Regions from separate parts of the Homo sapiens genome. Here region 2 is linked to region 1. The links are chromatin loops, found by intact Hi-C in ENCODE. Cell type or tissue: HepG2. All regions are shown on one strand. Each heading gives the region's core, and the rest is flanking DNA. Links, peaks and the distances in the headings are about the cores only.

Region 1 (10,233 bases), core at 2,480-7,479:
TTTTCTCTTCTCTAAGGAAAGAAAAAGAAAAAGCACTGGCCGAAGCCCCGAGCGCGTGTGGAAGGGGAGAGGGAGAGAGAGTGGCTGTGGGTGCGTGCAGAAGGGGAGAGGGAGAGAGAGTGGCCCTGGGCACATGCGGAAGGGGAGAGGGAGAGAGAGTGGCAATTGGAAGCTGGTACCCCAGCGAGAGGGGCGCACCGGGGCCTCCAGAGGGAGACACTACTGGGTATTGGCAACACTGTCGCCTGACCCATAACACGGCACCCAGGTTATACACTTTTGGGTGTGATATTTATCTCTGGCTGGTTTCATGCAATGGAGTTCAATTATGAATTTGATTGCTTTTTTGTGCACGATATAAAATCCTTTATCTTCGCAGCATTTAATTGTGTTCCCTGGCAGATTTGGTATTCATCACGGCCCTGCTGTCCCCAGCCCCAAAGATAAACCATCCACGGGGCAATAAATGTCCACTCTGGTTATTGATGCTTTCAGGGAAATTGATTATCTATTTGAGGGGCAGAGCCGGCTGATGTATGGCCGCCTCTTTACCTGACACAATAGCTTCCCTGGAAGAGAAATCCCTGATCGGTGCCATAGATTTCCTATTATATATAAAATTTCCAAAAGTGATACCCGTTTATCTTAATATTTGTAAAAGGAGGAGACGCCTCAGATGGGGTTGGAAAACTGTCTTCCTCGTTCATCTGCTCACGGTGTTTAAAGTTGAAAAAGGCAGTGGACAAGGTGGGTGATGAGACAGGAGGCTGCACCCCTGTGCTGGTCCCACTCTGGTTATTCCCGGTTCTCGCTGCCTGTTCCGCCGACCCCCTCCATTCCGGGGGCTGATCCCCAGCCCTGGTATCGCGTGACCTCTTGCACCTGGTCTGTGATTGACTGAGAAGTTAGTTCCTAGGGCTGACATGAGTATGCAGACCCAACACTCAAATTGATGGTGCATTCCCCTGCAGCCCTGAGAGGTAAAGCAGGCTTTGGATGAGTTTAGTTTGAGCTCAAGAAAAAGAAAATCCAAGCAATGTTATTCTAGATTCACCATCACGTACTTGGATGGCCAGTCTTTCTCCCTCTTGCCACGATTAAGAGAAAAATGCCTGCATGCCGGGGGTGAGCGTGGGGTCAGCACCTGTGTGAGGCGTGACACTCCTGAGCTGGGGAAGATGCCTGAGCCCAGGAACATTCCAGACAAAAGATGAACTTCGGCTCATCAGCAGCGCTTCTAGCAGCCAAACGATAACAGGCATCGTAAACTCCAGAAACGTTTGCTCCCCACGAAAATCGATAGCAACTCCGTAATCAACACTGCGATGAGCCGCGCCCTAGTTAAAACTGGCCCAGGGTGTGTTCATTTGCTAATTCCCAGACTCCAGAAAGAAGCCTTGATTTTCGGAGGTTGCAGTGAGCCAAGATCGCACCACTGCACTCCAGCCTGGCAACAGAGCAAGACTCTGTCTCAAAAAAAAAAAAAAAAAAAAAAAAAGCCTTGATTTTGGCCACGGCGGAGGCAGGGCCACCTTGGCTGCTCCAAGGATACCTCTATGAACAGGAGCTTCCATCTGCAGATGCTACCCCACGCACGCTCATGTCTGGGAGTCTCTGGAGCTGGGGATGTCTTGACCGATCCAAATGCCCCTCAACCTGGTCTTGCTCCCCAACCCACCCACCAAACTCCACCCCGGCCTTGAGGGCAAACTGCACACTTTCTCCAGGCCCCTTTGGATGCAAAGTGCCCTCACATCAGGCTTCAGCTTTGGAAACCACAAGCCCAGGAATCACAGATGGATGTGGGGAAAGATCCAGAACCAAGCCTGCATCCACTGCAGTGCTGGGAATGGGGATGCTGGTCCTCGCCCCACTGCACGCTGGAGACAGTCAGGGGCCCTGCAGAGCACCCATGCCCAGTCCGCCCCAGAGTCTCACGTTGGGGTGTGGGCTGGGCCTAAGTGCCCTGGGATGGGGAGCAGGCCCTCCCCTGCATGGTAGCTGGTGCATGAGGCCTGCTGGGCAGGGCCATGAAACACACCCAGCACCAGCACCATTGGTTGGCAGGGGCCCCGCAGGTTCCACCTCCTGAAGCCGACCACAGGCCGAAGGAGAGGCTTCCTGGAGGGAAGAAAGGCGGGGTAGTTGGCAACAGGCTGCGAGCCCCCACTCCTCATGGCGGAGGGAGGGAGAGAGACCTTCCTCAGCAAAAAAGAGGAAGTCCCAGCACCCAGGCCTGCTGGAGCCTCAGCTTGTTCTTCCAGCTCAGAACGCTGGAAAATACATCTCAGGGCCAGCAGCTGGGGCACCGCTCCCTCCCAGGGGAATTACATCTGTCGTCACCAGCTCCTCACTGGGGGAGGCTGGGCTGGGTGGGTGGGAGGGAACCCACGTGGGCAGCCCTCTGGCTGGTTATTTGCTTTGTCAGGGGGTGGGACCTGAGCTCAAGGTCACGGCACCTGTGGCGGAGGCTGGCCCTGCAAACGCACCTGCAACAGCCCCTCCTTCCCCTTGGGCCTCCCTCACCTCACTTCCTGCCAGCACGGGGCCTGCAGACCTCTGCTGGGGAGCAGTGGACGCCCTCCAGGGTCTAGGGAGCAGATAAGACGCGAGACTACTTCATGAAGTTTACTGTATCCCCATCTAAATTTGTGGCTTTTCCTGCACAGATTTCTCCATACCCAGCAAACTCTGAGGATGGCTCCAAGGTTCTGGGCCTCAGGATGGGAGTGAATTCTCCATGAGGAAATTGTATATGTGTGTGGACATCTGTGTGCACATGTGTTTTGCATGCACGACCTGTGTTTGTGTGTACATGTGCCTAGACACGCATGCATGTCACTGTTTGCACACATGTGCGTCTGTGCATGTGTATGTGTGTGCATGCGTGTACATGGGGGCATCCATGTGTGTCCCACATGCCCAGGGTGGACATTTCAGGGCCGGGCAGGCATTGAGGGGAGAAGGGGGAAATGCAAGAGGCTGCCCCTGCCTCTGCTCTCCAAGCAAGCGCAGTGCATGACGTTCATTGGAAGCCAGACTTCTCTGTGACTGCTGGCCCGACCAGCAATGCTTTATTTTGACTAAAGAACATGCAGTGCTTAGAGAGTCGGTGCAGGCCGGACAAAGAGTCTCCCCAGTGAGGCCAGCTGCAAGCGCCTGTCATTTGTGCAAACACAGCAAATCCAAGCAGCTTTTGCATCTTCTGGAAAAAAGTCCCACGTACATGATCCGGTTTGATTGTCTCTGTTACGCTGAACCGGAGGCTCAGAGAGGCTCATGACTTTAAGGCCACACAGCAGGCAACTGAGCGCTGGAACCGGGAGGCCCAGAGTCCAGTCTTCTGCTCTCTTAGTCTAGAGACTGTTTCCCTGAAGAGCGGAGTGAGGCAGAGGCTGTGGGGCACTGCCCATCTTTGCCAGAGACCGAATGCTGAGGCTGAGTTGCACACGGTGAGGTTGCACACGTCCCAAGGCCCTAAGCCAGTGTCGGCATGGCCAGCTGAAATTCCAAGGCCCAGCCACTGGCAACCCGTCCCCCCTCTCCACCTCACTGACCACCCTGGGTTGTAAACATGACTCCTGCTCCCAGACAGGGTCTCCCTCTCTTGAGTCTGAGCATCAAGTGGCCTGATGGGATGGATTCTGAAATCACCATGTGTCAAAGGGCTGGAAGAGGCTGGCTCTGCCACTGTGGTGCACTTTCTCCCAAGGCTGGGCTAGGTTGGCCCTTTCCTCCCTGGGCAGCTTATCTCAAAGAGACCAAGGCGAGGAGCTTCCCCATGCAGACTGTAGCAGCACCCTTGGAGGAGGCGAGCAGATGCACGAGCCCTGCACCCTGGGCTGCCTCCCTGTTTGGGTTCCTGTTTGCCAGGCCCCTGCACACCTGTCATCCAGGGAGCTTCTCCCAGTGACACCCAGGAACTGCCAGAGAATGGGGAGAGAGACCAAATGGTGTCCTTTCAAGAAAGGGCCCCTCTAGACCATCCCCAAAGTCAGCCTTCCGTTGCATTTCAGGCCAAGGAGAACCACAGCAGCCTGGGGGTACGGCAAGACTCGAGGCCAGGTGGGCCGGCTGCTCCTGTGGCCCCTGCACCTGCAAGCAGGTCTTGGCTTTCTCAGCCCTGCCGACCCAATGTTGCCCCAACCTGTGCTGGTCCTGCGTGACCAGGTCCCAGGCCCACAGAGCTGTGGAAGGTGGCAGACGCGGGGAGGGCTGCAGGTAGCTCCTGGATTGGCCCTGGGCGTGAGTCTGAGCCAGGACAGACCACAGGTCCTGGGGCTGCCCTGGCCGGCTGCTATGATGCCTGTGACGTGGCCCCACGGTGTTGGGGACAGGTTTTGTGTGCATCGGCTGGGAGGCTGGGCGTGCTGTGGGGCCACAGAGATGTGTGGAGGAAGGTGCCGCAGACGGAGTGACGGCGTGGGCACGGCGAGGACAAGATGCATTCCTCCCGGCGCGTGTGGGCACGGAATGAATGTCTCTTCAAAATGAGGGCTATGTCTGGAGATGCAGGCAAACCCATTTAGATCCTCTGAGAGCCCACTCGGGGGCTTTTACTGTCTGAGGTTACGTGGTCAATGGTTTTCAGGAGAGGCTCATTATTACCTCAGCGCCAAACATCTGTGGCCAGCACCGCAGCCTCGCCATCTCCCCAGGGAGACTCCGCCGGTCTGGGTCCATGGCCTGTGCTAGCTCCGTGGATCCGGGGGACCTCATGCCTGTGGGGGAGCTGGCTTTGCTGAGATATCCTCCTCCGGCTTGCCAGAGGTGGGGAGACAGCGCCCGTGAGGTATGGGGGTTTCTCCCGAAGTCGGTGAAGCAGGGCAGGCGGGCGGTTACAGAGCCTTGAAATGCAGGGCGAGAGAGATGGCCGCTCCTGCCATGTTCAGCCCTTGCTCCTGCCATGTTCAGCCCTCACTCCTGCGGGACATTATCTGCACAGAATCTCCCGAGTGCAGAGCTGTGGCGGGGATCTGGGAGAATTTTATCGTCCTGTTCCCGAACACTGCAGACAGACCTGGGTAATTATTAACCCGGCTTCTGACTCTCTCTGTTCCCAAAGATGATACTGCCCTACCGAGGGCCTGCCAGCCCCCTGCGCTCTCCTCCCACGCTGGACCCCTTCCCCCGCCCCAGCTCCAAGGGGAAAGAATGAGAAGGCAGGTCCTCCGGGAGCTGGCACGGCAGACAATGTGTGTCTTGTGTGAGTAATTTAGCGCTGTGGCCAGTCAATCTGGTTTCTGGGCCCGCTGCCCTGACCCTCTTTAGAGCTGCTTGCTCTCGCCGACACAGTGTGAAACATTTTCTTTCACTGCGCTGACACTCCGCAGATTGAGACGTCAGCCTGGTCCAACTGCAGCAAATTAGCAATTTTTCTTTTGCTAATTGGAAATAAAAATGTTTGCCGAGGGAGCCGTTTGTCGGCATGCGGTTTTCGGTTTCTGTGCACCGTGAGGCTGTGTTGAAAATGCATCCTGAGGTACTGCCCACCCTGGGGTGCCCCTCACCACAAATCCTAAAGGCCCTCCTCGCGGCAGTGTGCAGAACACGCCTCTCCCCTGCAGCTCTCCGCTCAGCCCGGCACTGGACGCGAGGACCCCTCCTTTGGGAGAGCTGGGCCCCAGGCTGTGAACTTTCGGAAAGCCATTGGGATTGGCAGGTGGCAAAACTGTCTAGGGTGAGCTGTGAGAAAGCTCTTTGCAGGGAAGAGGGAGAACACGTCTCCAAAAATGCCAGCTGGGTTACGGGATTTCTGAGCAAGCGTGGTTCGGGTTGTCCACCTTGTCCGCTGAGCGTGCACCTGGGGGAGGAGCGTCCTGAGGCCTGGCCTCCAGGGCACATCTGATTTCAGCCACCCCTCGCTGCCAAGAGTAGAAAAGACCCCAGCTCGTGGGTAGAAGGTGGCAGAGGCACCTGCCAGTGTGGATAAGGGGAGGAAGCATCTTCTGCTAATTGGAACAAAGAAAGAAAGAGCCAGAAGGAAGGCAGAGAACATCCCTTTCTAAGGAAGGGCCTTGAGATCAGGTGTAGCCATTCAAAACTTGGTGAAGAGACAGGCCCCACCGATGCCCACCTGTGCGGGCGGGCACATCTGTGTGCACGTGTGCGTATGTGTGCCTTGGAGTGGGTGGGTGTGCCCAAGTGTGTCATGGCCTGTTCCCGCACACCGAGGTGGCCCCGGCTGCCCCCTGGGGATACCTGGGGAAGCTGGGGCTGCTGGCCAGCACCTAACGGGTTACTGCCCTCCCCCCTTCTCCGATAAAGCATTTGACAGCCATGCCTAATAATTCTTTCTGCTGGGTTTTTTCTTGATGTCTTTATGTGAATATGAAGCCGGAATGAAAGGCTTTGGGGGACCCCCATGAGAGAGGAGAAGTACGAACCAGAGAGGAAGAAAGAGCCCTGCGGCTCCCTGCCGAGAGCCAGGCACCTCCTCTGGCCGTCACGCCAGGCTGCAGAGGCCCTTTGTAAGTGCAGGCGACTCTTCTTCACTTGGCCACGACAATAGTGTTTTGTGGCGAGGGATGGGATGGGGGCGGCAGCGAGGGGCTCGCCCCAGGGCCTGCAGATGTTGGATGAGGGGTGATTTATTGCTCCGGTGTCCTCCTGCATTTGGCTACCTTCCCAGACCCCAACATCGGTGACAGAGGAGGGAGGGCCGGCAAGAGGGGGAAGAGGCCGGTGGCAGCAGTCCAAGGGGGCACCCCAAAACCTCGTGTGGGGAGCAGAGTTGGGAGTGAGCGAGGTAGCATGCAGGCGGCATCCCGAATACTTCTAGGGGGAAGAGCGCGCGTCCCAGCCAGCCCAAAATGAAACTCGCAGGGCCTCAAGGAAAACTGGGCTGAGTTTCTCAAGAGCTCTCCCGTGTTGAAAAAAAAGATCTACCGGGATGCACGGCACGGGGACCTGGCCCCAGGAAGAGCAGGGCCGTGAGTGAAAACGCTGCTTCTGGACAGCGTGCACTCAGCCACAGTGGCTGGGAGAACCCCTCACCCTCGCCGTAGACTTAGGCCAGCGCACTCAGCATGGCTGCCAAGCTCGACAGAGGCCAGTTTATGCTCCCAGGCACTCTTGAGATCCACTTTCATCTGGAATAAGGAGCAGAAAGGAGCGGTTTTCCTCTTGAGTTCTGACCTGGCCCAAACCAGAGAAGCCATAAATCCAACCAGGAGGGCTGTTCCCATGAGATCCCTGCTCCCATTCCAGACCAAATAAGCCGAGAAGAGCTGGGGGGCAGCCCAGCAGCTGCTGCAGCGTCTTCTGAACTGACAGCCTGCAAGCTGCCGTGCGCCCACTGCTGTGGCCGCCCCATCCCCAGCGCTAACCCAGGCTAAGGAGCTGGACGCCAGCCGCCCAGGAATGGATTCTGGGTCACTTCCAGGGAAGAGAAATCACTGCCGATCAACTCACACACGGGCGAATGCCCGTTTCACGGTGAAAGGTGTGTGAGGAGAAGGCCACCCGGGGCTTTTTATCCTGTTTGGGAATGAGCTTTGGTCACGGAGCCCTGGAGGAAAACACCACACAGAAAGCGTGCTTCTATCCACACAGAGGGTGCCGTTTCCCCTGCTGCCCTGCAACATTTGGACATGGAACAGTGCTAGGCTACGAGTTAATTCACAGAGGAACTGCCGCAATCCCAGTGGGTGGCTTCAGGCTGTCAGAGACAGTGGTGGCCCAGGGAGGGACCAGGAGCCTGGGAGGCTGAGGAAGACAGAGGTGCGGACAGTGGGCACCTGAACTCTATGGCAGTCACGGATGACTGGCTACAGGAACCTGTCCCCTCCAGTTCCATGCTGATGGCCACAGCCACAGCCCCGCCCTCTGCAATATCAAGAATGGTTTCAGCATCTCCAGTCTCAGGCATGGGCCTAGACTCTCTGATTTCGTGAGGCCAACCACAGCCTCCGGACAGTGTGGCTCCTGACTCCTGCCCCAGGTTTGGGGAGACTCTGGGATGCCCAGCTCCAGCCTGCTAGGATGCCCACCTCAGCCTTCTATGGCAGGTCATTGAGTGTGCCCAGCTGTGATGTGACAACTAGGCCTGGTTCGGCGGGGGACAGCCACCGGGGGCATCTGAAACCCACCAACCCACCAGACCTGGGTGGGGATGTGTCTGGGTGTGTCTCCCCACGCAGGCCATATTGGGGAAGGCTCTTGGATTCTCCTTCCCTGGTGGGCTCAGGGGCCTGCAGGAGCATGCATGCTCTGTGGGTCTCCTCTCTGTGGAGGCCCCTCTGGCTTCCCAGCCCCGTGGCATGGATGTCACTGGAGTGACAGCACTGTGACAACCCACTGTACTTTCTGCGGGTTGGACGCTTCTTGAACATGGCTGGTTCAGCATCTCGGGGGCCTGGACACTGCCTCGTCAGCACAAATCTCTCCCCAGCTCCTTGCTGGGATATGTGGAAACATTTTTCCCATGGAAAGAGAGTGTGGCCTTTGTCAGGGGGCCACGGCCAGCCCGAATTACAGTAAAGATTAATCCCAAACAAGAGACAGAGACAGAGACAAAGAGCATCATACACTTGGGTTTTCAATGGATGTTTTCATAAATGTATGAATAATTTAAATTATCATTGCCGAGTATTTATTCGAGTGTTTCAGGGGGAAAAATGCCTCCTCTTTTTTCTCCCTTGATTCTTTTCATTTTTGCCTCATCTCTTTTATGTGCTGCATAGGCTGTTTTCTTGCCATCTGAATCGGCCCCGGGAACAATGGGATGTATGAGGCTGAGGAGCCGGGGAAGAATGCGCCCCTTGTTGCCGACGCCGCGCCTTGACATTGATTAATGAGGGTGCGGACACGGGCAGAATTTGTGAGAGCTGAGGGGAAACCAGAGGACGTGGGGGCACCCGAGGAGGAGGGCAGGGGCTGGCAGGGGAAGGCCACGGCCGTCCCTCCACGCCCAGTGGGAAAGGGCCAAGGGAGGGGTGGCCTGGAGCCACCGTGCAGAGGAGCACTGACTCGACAGGTCCCCGGAGGACAGGGCCCCTGTGGGGTTCTGGGTTGGTCCGCTCGGTGGAGGGAGGGTGGGGCTGCAGCCAGGTTGCTGGCTCTATAGGCAGGGCCCCCACCTTCCTTCCTGCACCACTCTTTTCCACCCCACACAAACCACTCTCTCCCGCCTCCACCCATGACCCTCCTGGAGGCTCTGTTCTCCTGGACCCCAATAGGCCTTGCCTGTCCCCGGGACCCATGACCCTCCTGGAGGCCCTGTTCTCCTGGACCCCGTGGGCCTTGCCTGTCCCCAGGGCCTGGCTGCACTTCCACGACATGGCTGTTTCTTCCTGACATGGTCCCAGTGGCACCTGTGGATCATCCACACAGAGGTCGGGTTCCGCTCTGTTCTGTGCCATCTGATCCTGTTTATTGAATGACAGATTCCTTAGCAGTAGGAGTGGACTTCTTGGGGATGTCCTTTTGGTTCTGATAGAATCCTCAACCCAGGCTATCCAGGAGCCCAACACTGACATCAGGACCAACAGCAGCGATGGGGAAGCAGATGGGATGGTGTCTTTGATGATGTTTGGATACGGTCCCATTGGCTGAAAAAATACCTTGATCAGCTGACCACACAATCCCCACACACAGGTCCCCACTGTCAGGTCTGCGGCATTGACCTCTAAGATCGGTGGCCCTGAAAGGAAGGTTTGGGGGACGATGCCCAGGGTATCACACCAGGGTCTCAGGCCCTGCCCAGCCAAAAGGTCTGTATTCACCACAGAAGCATCCTGGGGCCACAGCTCCCCAACGGTCAAGATCAAGCTCATTGTAACCATCTCCCCATGTGTTGGTATCTCGTCTGATGTGGAACATGTTAGCACAGGGCCAGGCACCCAACAGGGGCCCAACACACTATTCAGAATAAGAAGAATCTGTCTCTGAGGATGATACTAACTTAGCTGAAGCCATTCTTGCCCCTGCGAGATGCTATTGTGGTAATGTATCTCGGCTCACTGCAACCTCTGCCTCCTGAGCTCAAGCATTTCTCCTGCCTCAGCCTCCCAAGTAGTTGGGATTACAGGTGTGCACAACCACACCCAGCTAGTTTTTGTGTTTTTAGTAGAGACAGGGTTTTGCCACATTGGCCAGGCTGGTCTTGAACTCCCAACCTCAGGTGATCTGCCCGTCTTGGCCTCCCAAAGTGCTGGGATGACAGATGTGAGCCACCGCACCTGACCAAGGGCTTGGAGTTCTGAGGCCTGCGAGTCTGACGGTGCTATTGGG
Region 2 (10,233 bases), core at 2,675-7,674, 74 kb before region 1:
GCCTCTGCTGGTGCGTTCTGGCCTTCAAGGAGGCAGACAGGCTCTGAGTGCTCAGAACCATGGGAGTAGGTCAGGGAAGGAGAGGGGTGCAGGACTCGAACACGAGGTGCATTTGCGGAGGAAAGTGTCCCCTGCACACTCAGGGTCTCTGATCAATGCCTGACGGGAATCTACTGATTTAAGGAGTGGAAGATGCTGTCACTTACACGTATTCCCAAGCCCCAGAGGTTTGGCTCTCAGAAGCCTTCTCTAGTGCATGGCCCACACTTGGAACTTCCATCGCCCTGGTGCTGCAGAACTCTCAGCAGCTTCCTTAGTGTACCTTGGGTGACGTGCTGTTCCCTGCAGAGCCTTCCCCTGCGGAGCTTGCCATGCAGTCTGGCCCCTGCAGAGCTGGCTCCTGCGGAGCTTGCCATGCAGTCTGGCCCCTGTGGAGCTTGCCATGCAGTCTGGCCCCTGCGGAGCTTGCCATACAGTCTGGCTGTGCCTCCCTTTGGGGCTTCTATTCCCTTTTTACTCCTGGAATGTGGGACCCTGGACTTTTTTTCTTCTCTTGGTCCCTTCCTGCCATCGGGCAGCCCTTCCCTGACTCCCTCCCTGTCCCCTGTTTCCTGCCGCTCCAGACTGTGGTGTTGTGGGCAGGAGTCGGCCTGGTGCCAGCTTCATTTTGATGCCAGGAGCCTCATCCCCCTCTCTTATCCCTTCTGCCACCACCAGCTCCCTACCTGCCTGCTATAAAGCCACCCTCAGTCCTCAAAAATCCTCTCATCAGGCCGGGCGCAGTGGTTCGCACCTGCAATCCCACCGTTTTTGGAGACTGAGGTGGGTGGATCACCTGAGGTCAGGAGTTTGAGACCAGCCTAGCCAACATGGCAAAACCCCGTCTCTACTAAAGATACAAAAATTAGCCATGTGTGGTGGCTGGCACCTGAGGTCCCAGCTACTCAGGAGGCTAAGGTAGGAGAATTGCTTAAACCCAGGAGGTGGAGGTTGCAGCGAGCCAAGATCGCGCCATTGCACTCCAGCCTGGGTGACAGAGCGAGATTCTGTCAAAAAAAAAAAAAAAAAAAAAAATTCCTCTCACCAGACGTTGACCTGGATAGGGTCTCGCTGCTTCGGGTCTCACCCGAAATGGACAGAAATGCTGGTAATGTGAGTCCAAGGAGACGCCGGGACCTGGAGGGGCCACTGGGCAGAAAGCGGACAGAGGACAAGGGCTGACCGCTCCCCTTAGGGCTCCTACACCCCACGAGGTCTGAGATCTGCGCGCATTCAGTGGAAACCGCACACTGAGGGCCCACGCAGCCATTATGGTTTTTACTTTCAGTACAGTATTCAATAAATTATGTGGGACAGCCAACACTTTACCCTGAAATAGGCTTTGTGTTAGATGAGTTTGCCCAGCTGTAGGCTGATATGAGTGTCTGAGCGCGTTAAGGTGGGTGAGGCTAAGCCGTGCTGCTCGGTGGGTTTGGTGTGTGAACTGCGTTTTTGACTTAGGATATTTTCAACTCGCAGTGGGTTTATCGGGACTTGTCCCCATTCCAAGTCCAGGAACATCTGCACTTAACAATGGCACACGAGAGTTCCACGAAAAGATTCTTCTGAAAACAAATCAGCCCTCCTTCCCGGCCATATCCTTTCCTACTCAGCCCCTCTCTGCATCCAGGCTGCCCATCCTGGTCCACACACGACCCCCATGGCAACCTCTGGCATGTGCCCACCCTGCCCTCACAGGCACCCACGGCCTCCCCTGGCTTTGGGCCAGGTCCCCCTGTTGGAAGCCACTCCTGGCTCCCTCTTGGCCTCTCTCCTCTCCTGCACATCAAACAGCAACACGAGGCCCCGGGTTAGGGCTGGTGGAGCCTCTCGCCTCCTCCACTGAGTGACAGGCTCCGGAAGGCCAGGCTGTGCCCATTCCTACCTCTGCCCCCGGCCCCAGTTCCGCACAGAGTGGAGGAAGGAGAAGTGTTTGCAGGAGAATGGACGGGTTTATGTCCATTTCTGCAGCTCCCTGGCTGCCTCTCGGACCATAACGACTCTGAGCACCTCTCTAGGAGGCGAATGTGACTCTGGGTCCCTGCAGATGGGAACTGGGGCTGGACGGCAGCTCCAGAGGGCACTGGTCGTGTGCCTCACAGCCAGCAGGGACCCATTAACCAAGCCGACAGCCACTTCCCCAGGACGCTCCACCATGACCCGTACGGTTCCGGAACGTAAGGAAGTGAGACCCTCGGAGTGGATCTGAGCAGATGACCGCCCAGGCTGAGGCTTGAAAATGGCTCCAGCTGTCCTTTCGGGCAAGTCCCCAGCTTAGGATGGGAGTGCGGTTGCTGAGGCTCTTCCTCCTGCCCAGCCCCACCCAGGCCTTCTGGAACATTCCACTGCACAAGCTCTTCTGATTGGGGAGGGCAGGTCCTGTCTCAGTGGGCTTCTTGTGGGGGCAGAGGTGTCACGCCCCAGTTACCCCAGTTCTCACCATGCACAGCTTGACCCATGGCAGCCCTCCGGAGAGGCAGGAACTTCCCCACTTCACAGGGTTATTTACTCTCCCCTCAGGCTGCACGCGTGGTGTCTTCAGCCTACAGAATTCTGGAAGAATTCGGAAGAAAAAAGAGCCCATCGCCCAGAAACCCTGTCAACGGAGCTTCCCCCAGACTAAACAAAGCCCACTGTGGGCGAGCGTGGTGTGCAGGCCTCAGAGCCTGGCGGTCAAGTCTGCTGCTACCGGTGGGAGGGAGAGGAGGACGCTCGGCTCCTGAGTTACGGCCCCCGGGGAGGTGACAGTGAAGGGGCCTTTTGTTCACCCCGCACATGTGCATGGCTACCTGCACACCTGCATTGAAGGACACTCTCTTCCCAGCCCCCACACGCTGGTGCTCCTGGAGGTTTGGGCTGTAGGGGGTCCTCGAGGGATCTGGGAGGAAGTCGCACCTCCGTGAGCCCATCATGGAAGTCCCGAGGGACCAGCCGCGGTGAGGAGCCCAGAGAGCCACCCAGTCCCCTCCCAGCACTGGCACCTTCCTACCTATTCTCAGATGAGCTGCACCCTCATTTAAAGAGGGGAAAGTGAGGCCAGGAGGGGCTCACCCTGCAAGCCAGCTGTCCTGCCCGCCACCTGATGCCTTTCCTGGATACCCTGTAGCTGTAATGGCCTGGCTCCTCGTTCTGTGAGCAGGGACCTCATGCATCTCACCTCAGCAGTGCCAAGAATGTACAGACGGGCTGGCCACAACCTGGGTGCCCTGGGAGGCAGAGGTGGCTTTTAAATAACAGTTTGGGCCCACAGGCAGGAGAGCACCTCGAAGAAAGCCCAGTGGGGCTGAGGGTGCAGGGGTGAACCACCCCAGAACCTGCCATAGCCTGCCTGCAGTGACCAGGCGGGGGAAGATGTCCCTGAGACGGGGCCTGACACCGATGGCCACTTCCGTGGGGTCTACCCCTCTCCCCTGGGTCTGTGTTTCTTAAGGCACGTGGGGTTGGTTCTGGTTTGTACGTGTGATCAGAGAAAAGGGAAAATAAGAACAAAAACATTGGCCGTGCCCGTGATCAGGACCTGGGCTTGGTTTGTGTTTGATTCTTTATGAGCACTTGCCTCTGAGTCTCTCGTGGGCTTTTCTTGGAGGAGAATGGAGGTGACTTTGTCAATGCTCAACCAAACGCAGCCCAGCCCGCGAGGCCTGGGGGACAGAGGATGGCGCTGGCTGAAGGGGAGGCAGCACGGGATCCGTCGGGATCCTGTTCTAACGCGGGCTGCTCCGGGGATGTTCCTGGGGGGAGGAGGAAGGGGACACACAGGGGCCCTGGAATGGAGGGCTGTGTTGCTGATGTTGGGGCAGAGGGGCTGGACACTGACCCATGGGTTTACCTGGTGATCTGGGGGGAAGTCAGAGGCTCTTGGGGCCCCTCCCTACCTCAATCCTGTAGCCCCTTTGGAAGAGAAAACCCTGAGGTGGGGTCAGGACTGCTGGAAGTGCCTCTGAAACCACAGCTGGTGAGAAGATGGAGAGAAGGGCTCAATCTGTTTTCTCCCTGGGGAGAAGTCCGGGGGTGCCCTCCAGCCTGGATACACCCCCACTCCACAGCAATTCCTAGCCAGCAGACTCTGCCCCCAAGAGAAGCTCTTTATACCTGACAAGATTTTGCCTGTTTACCTGGTAGGCAGGTTCTAGGTTTCGCCTGTTTACCTGGTAGGCAGGTTCTAGGTTTCGCCTGTTTACCTGGTAGGCAGGTTCTAGGTAGGTACCATCATTTCTGACTGCCAAGGCTCAGGTGGGCACATGGCAGGAACGCCTGGCCCCCGGGGGAGTAAGGAGCCGCCACAGTGAGGCAGGGGAATGGCCTAGCCCAGGCTTCTAGAGAAGCCAGAAACCCGAATCCTGTCATATGTTCACAGATGCACACACAACACGCACGCACTCACACACTGCCGGCACCCACGAGTGTGCTGGGATTACGGGGGTGCCTTCAGGCCCTCAGACACCTGCCGGGGCCGGGCCACGCCATCGCCTCTCCAAGGGGCAACGTTCACCAGGAGATGGAGAAGCCGACAAAGGATGGAACAACATTGCTGCCGACTCCCGGACCCCTGGCGACCACTGAGCATCCTGCACAAACAGCCGTGCTGGACTCACCCATAAATCCTGCTCAACAAGCTCTTAACAATGAAATACCCTACTATTAGCCGAGACAACCACTTACTCAGAACAAATACTATTCAGAGCGGAGCTCAAACGCATTCCCCTCTGATCATCGGTTCCTGGCCTGGGTACTTCAATCTCTCTATTTATGAAACAATAATGGAATTCTATTTAGTGCAGCGCGGAGTTCACTGCCTCTGATAAGTTTGCGTTCCAACGTTGCCCCTGGCCATCGCGCCTTCCTATTACCTCCTTGTCCCGGTTCACAGACGGATGAATCATCACCCAGATAGCAATACAACCTTTACCCACATATTATCATCAAAGCCGGCATTCACGGTGTTTTCAAAGGTTATGTGCTGACACACGGGTGGCCTGGGATGCGGTGCTGGTCCCGCTGACCTGGACAGGGTCTCGCTGCTTCTCAGGTGGAGAGGGAACCCCTGGGCTGCTTGGCTTTCTGTAGGCTTCACTGAGGGCCCCCTCGCCCCGACTTAGGATCCTCTACAGAGGCAGGTTCATTGCTGGTAACTCTGCCCAAATGTGCAGTTTTTCACTCAACACGTGTCTGAGCCCCGGCCAAGTGCCAGGAGCTGGGGTGGAATATAGGGTCAATAGGGTGCAGTCCCTGCCCTCATGGGCGATGTCCCTGTGAAAGGCACCTGGATGTGTTCCCTTGTCCTAGTAATTAACTGCAGAAAGACAGCCGAACTGAGGCTCCTCAAGAGTCCGAGGTCATGCCCGGAGCGGAGTGCCTCCGTGAGGGTCAACCCACAGAAGACAAACAGGAAAAGACCAGTGCCTCTTCCCCTCCTTCCACAGGGCTGCTCACGCTTCTTGGCTGCCGGAAACCCACCCAGGCCATTCGAAGATACAAGAGTTTCATCGCTTGGCAATGGGACTGGCCTCCTGAGCCCCCACCGATGTGCTGGTGGAGAACATTCAGCCTGGGCTCCCCATTCTTCCCTTCGCGCCAATTCCGTGACCCCTGTCTCCTGGGGCCACCTCCACCCCCAAACCTCCACCCCACAGGAAGGGAGGTGGGTTCCCTCGCTATCTGGCCCTTCCCTTCAGGAGAGCAGGCAGACCGTCCTTTCCCCTTCCGTCTGGACAAGCCACTCTCGTCTGGACAAGCCACTCTCATCCGGACAGCGCGGTCAAGAATGAAGGTCACGGTGCCGCTCACCAGGAGAACTCTTTTCAGCACTCGGGGGACGCTGCGGCCCCAGATAGAGGCGCAGCCAGGCGGAGAGCGACGGCTCAAGTGTGGTTTATCTCTCTGTGTTCTTTGCTTCTCTCTCGCTGGAGACACTGGGCGGAGGATCAAAGGCTGCGGGACAGAGCCGGACACCACTTTGATTCCCAGGGGCTAAAAATGAGCAGGTTTGGAAAGCCCGGGCCTGCCGTGCCCGCGTTATCACCTCGGCTCTGCTCTGGCTTTGCAGCATAATAAGACAAGTGTTGAGTAACAGGACTTGAGGCCGGGCCACGGCAGGTTCCTCCTGGCGACGGCATTGGACAGAACAGCTCAACCTGCTCTCCCCTCAATAAATCCGTCACGTGCCCAAGGTTGTCAGTGCAACCTTGAGAGGCCAGCATCCTGCCAAGGCCTGTGGGCCCAGAAAATCTGCCCTCTCCGCCAGCCTTGCTGAAGCGGCCATGCACCTTCCTGCGGGGTCCTGCGGCCAAGCCCAAAACACAAGATGTAAAGGCATCTTGAGGGTGCCAGGCACCGGGTAGGCCCCAAAGGAGCCCGGGAGAAGGCACCTGCTGTGTGGGGGGAGACAGGCCCAGGAGGGGCCCTGGGAGCCTCCCAGGTTGGTCTCGAGCAGTGGGAGGTGCACTGTTCCCTTCGAGGAGAGAAGCTGTTGGGACCAGCGTTCACCTGCTATGTCCAACCCAGTGGGTCTCAAACTGGAATGCAGCTCTCTTGCCGGGCATTTACACAGAACCCCCGTCTCCCCCAGTGCTGGGGTTCAGGGGACTTGCATTTCTAACAAGCTCCCCCGCACTGCCAAGAGCTGCCTTGACCCAACACGGGTGCTTCATAGCATTCAGACCTTATTTAAAATGGACATTGATGTGATTACTTAATAGGGAGCCCATGGCCTGGTGAGGCCCCTTCAAGAGGGGATGGGCAGGGGCGGGAGGAGTGTGGAGCTCTGAGTTCTGCGAGGCCTGTGGGCCCCTGGAGCTGGCCCTTCCATGTTTCAGCTGCTGGATCAGTGATGACAGCGGATGGTGTTTATTGGGGTATCTTCCAAAGGTCAGATGCCTTTCCTTGGCCTCCCTTAACCTGCAGACAACTCCATGGCAGCTACCTGGCCCCTGCGGTGCAGAGGAAGCAACACAGGGGCAGAAGGGGAAGAAGGGTGGGTCCCCCAGGGGTCCAGGTGGGGCCACTGTGAGCGCAGGTGTGTGTGATGCCCAGGCCTCTCTGGGTTCCCTGTTCCTGGGAACGCCCTGACTGGGGTCTCCTGGGCCTGGCTCTCTCCAGTCTCTGAGGCAGTGTTATTGCCACCCCGAGAGAGGCCGTGTGGGCTGCTCTCAGCTGTGCATCGTCCTGGTCCACGCCCTGCCTCATGACCTAAGTATCACATCAGGAAACTGCTACTCGTGTCTCCAAGGATTCCGGAAGCGGGTGGGGCCGGTGCTGCCTGGGCGATCCTCCTGCATCTCTCCTCCAAGCCGGAGACAAGGATGGCCTCTCCCAGGCCCCTGGAGTCAGGAGGCCAAGCCGCTCCTATCACATCGTAAGAAGGTTAATAAGGCCCCCGATGAATGATGAGTATGGATTTCTGCACCACTAATTTCCGTAACCATCACTCTTTGAAAGATACCTCGGGCCCCCAGTGCTCCGGGCCCTTCCCAAACAGAGCGGCATTATGTGGCCAAGTTCAGCTCGGCGTATCCCGTTTCAGGGATCTCGTAGGGCCTGCCTCGGGAAACTCTGCAATATTTTTGGATCCACAGCTCCCGGCTTGAGTTTCTTCCACTCCCTGCACGTCCCCCTGGAGCCCTGTTGTTTCCCTGGGTTGTGGGGACAGTGCTCCTTCAGCCAGCGCTGGCCGGCCTGGGCCCACCACTGCGTCCTGGGAGGGATCCTGCAGACGGAGCCGGAGCCACGGGGCTTCTTCAGTGATGCCACCTCTCGCTGTCCCAAGCATTCACCTCTGTCCTCAGCATGGGAGGGGCTGGCCAGACACAGGTTCCTTTGAGCTCAGAAATGCTAGGACACAGGGGCCTCAAGAGAAAAATCACCGCTTCGAACACAGCAGGTGGAGGCAGCAGGCTCTTTGGGGAACCGGCAAATTTCCCCCTCTCTGTGCCTCCTCATCTATAAGGTGGGGATACTGAGAGGCTCTCCTCTTCCAGCCATTTTGAGCATGGAAGGGGCGACACCTCTGAGGACCCCTGAGCCCTGTGGGCTGGCAGGCAGATCCCTCCCACCCCGTCGCTCCTTCCTTCCCATGTCTACTTCCAAATGCCTGGAAACCTGCCCACCTCAAGGGGAGCCCCTGTGCCGGGCCAGCCTTGGAGTCGTAGGGTGTGATACCCAGGAGAACAGCGCCCGGGTTTGTCACATCAGCATGACACATGCACTCTGTGAGTTTTCATTCAGGAAAAACACCCTGCGCTCACGAGCACACTTTTAAAGCCAGAAACCGCTCCACCAGGGGAGGCACAGCAGCAGGGGCAGCCCCAGGCAGGAGTGGGGTCCTGGCGCCTGGGGTGGGAGTGGGGTCTCGGTGCCCTGGAGGGATTGAGGTCTGGTGACTTGGATTGAGTGAGATCCTGGCACCCTGGAGGGAGTGGGGTCTGGTGACCGGGCAGGAGTGGGGTCTCGGTGCCCTGGAGGGAGTGGGGTCCTGACTCCTGGGTGGGAGCGGGGCCCCGGCCTTCTTTCCATCCTTTGCCCTGGAACTAGAGCCGACACCACAGGCATAGCAGCTGTGAAGGCCGTGGCTGTCCCATGTTCCATGGACACATCCGTGCTGTCCTGCCCCAGGGCCTTTGCCTGTGCCGTTCCCTCCCCTGGAAGGCCATCCTCGCTTCTGCCAGCAGCTCTGGGGCTCACCGTGGACCCGCCCAGCTCCTGACCTGCCCGCAGGCCTTGCTAATGTGTCTGTCTCCTCCTGCTGGGCTGTGGGCACTGGGACTGGGCTTCCTTCACCCAAGCCCCCAGCCCTGGCACAGGGTGGGCACCAGTGTGGGTGAGGAGGATGAAATGATTTCTGGAAGCACCAAACAAAAACAGCGTGGGGAAGCTGCAGGTGGGAACTCGCTGCAGGCAGGTACTTGTGAATTTGTCGACAGACACCCATCTGGCACCTGCAGGGGCTGCGTTCAGACTCCGGCGGGCATCGGGACACCAGAGAGCTTGCCCACCTGCAGATTTCCAAGCTGACCCCCTCCCTGCCAGCGCACCCAGGAATCTCTGGGGGCCTAGGCAGGGGGCTTGGGCCTCAGTCTCAGCAGCCCTGGTCCTCCCCACCTGTGACCTTATCAGGGGCCTTGCCCGTGGCCACACTGGTGGGTCTCCCTCCACGCAGAGGTGTTCCCACCTGAGCCCTGTAGCAGGGGCCGGGCGACAAGCACAGGAGGGAAAAGGCAGTGGGACCCCAGATGCAGCATCAGCCTCCTCCTCTGCAGGGCTTGGGGTCTTCGGCCAGGGGCTCATGGGCAGCCAGCCAAGTTCCCCTGCCCCTAGGCCCTGTGAGGAGGTGGTGAGCACGCAAGGATGGCAGGCCCCTGGTCTGCTCTTCCACTCTAGGGAACTTCTGAAGCTTCAAAGACCCAGGGGCAGCAGGCACTGGTCAATGTGGGAGGAGAACACCCAGGAGGCCCTACTTCCTCCCCCAGAAGGGGCAGCCTGGACCCTGCACATGACATTTGGCCCCTGCCCCTTCCAGGGATGTCTGCTCCCTGCTGCAAGGCAGGGAGGGCTGGCTGCCCCTCTGCCCTTCTTTGGCTCCTGCAGGGAGAGGCTGCCCCTCCTGGCTGCAGGACTTGGGTCTCTCTTATCTACACCTTGGAGGTTTGCATCTTTAGAGCCCCTGGGGTGGTGGGGGAGGGGCTATGGGTGGTGGTGGCCTCGGTCCCACCAGGACCCCTAGGTGAGCACAGGCATTGGTCCCCCGCTTGGGCTGGAGCTGGGCTGGGGGCCCACAGGACCCTTTTGCCACCACTCCTGGCCACAGGCTCAGGTCTCAACATCTGAGCGTTCCCAGCCAGGACCCTGGGATTCAGAAAAAGCAGGCTGGAGCCCTCAAGGTGAGGGCGTTCCCTTCCAGCCGTGGGACATAGAGCCCAGAGAAGGCCTTTGTCTGGAAACTGAGGTGGAGAGAGACAGAGCGGGGAGTGGGAAGGGTCCCAGCTGCCTGGCCTTGCCCCTGAGCCTGGGTCCACACAGGACACCCAGGGACCTCCTCACCGCAGGCCCCTAGGTCTCAGCTGCTTGTCCCAAGTGCTGGGCCTGGGGGCATGAGGGTCAGAGGCCAGCCTTCCACAGCCACAGCCTCCAGTGCTGGATTATCTGGCACCTCTGCCAGGCTAAGACCAGCTGGCTCCTTGGGCACTCTGTTTGTCATGC

The links. Peaks named below come from ENCODE experiments on the same cell type or tissue, not always from the same donor. Only the 100,000 strongest peaks of a DNase experiment are listed, where the experiment ranks them.
Region 2: it touches region 1 in a loop (7-fold over the local background); 2 of 110 quality-filtered maps call a loop at or near these places.

The regions. Positions count from the first base shown.
Region 1 is chr1:3,214,369-3,224,601 of GRCh38, reverse strand. All of the region lies in intron 2 of PRDM16 (PR/SET domain 16), which reads right to left. Among named protein-coding and RNA genes, the nearest start is that of MIR4251, 92 kb to the right of the region's middle. RefSeq lists enhancers at 1,946-2,488, 2,489-3,031, 4,660-5,202, 5,203-5,746, 6,568-7,336. In HepG2, for the core only: no CTCF peak of the experiment used is centred there; a DNase peak (open chromatin) is centred at 5,101; H3K4me3 peaks cover 1,120 bases.
Region 2 is chr1:3,288,122-3,298,354 of GRCh38, reverse strand. The region is part of intron 3 of PRDM16 (PR/SET domain 16); the gene reads right to left. It overlaps LOC124903828 (collagen alpha-5(IV) chain-like), which reads right to left. Exons shown (of 2, transcript XM_047436627.1): 1 at 4,188-10,233; 2 at 1,080-4,154. Among named protein-coding and RNA genes, the nearest start is that of ARHGEF16, 160 kb to the left of the region's middle. RefSeq lists enhancers at 1,957-2,457, 4,796-5,090. In HepG2, for the core only: a CTCF peak has its summit at 4,588; DNase peaks (open chromatin) are centred at 4,794 and 6,004; H3K4me3 peaks cover 1,791 bases.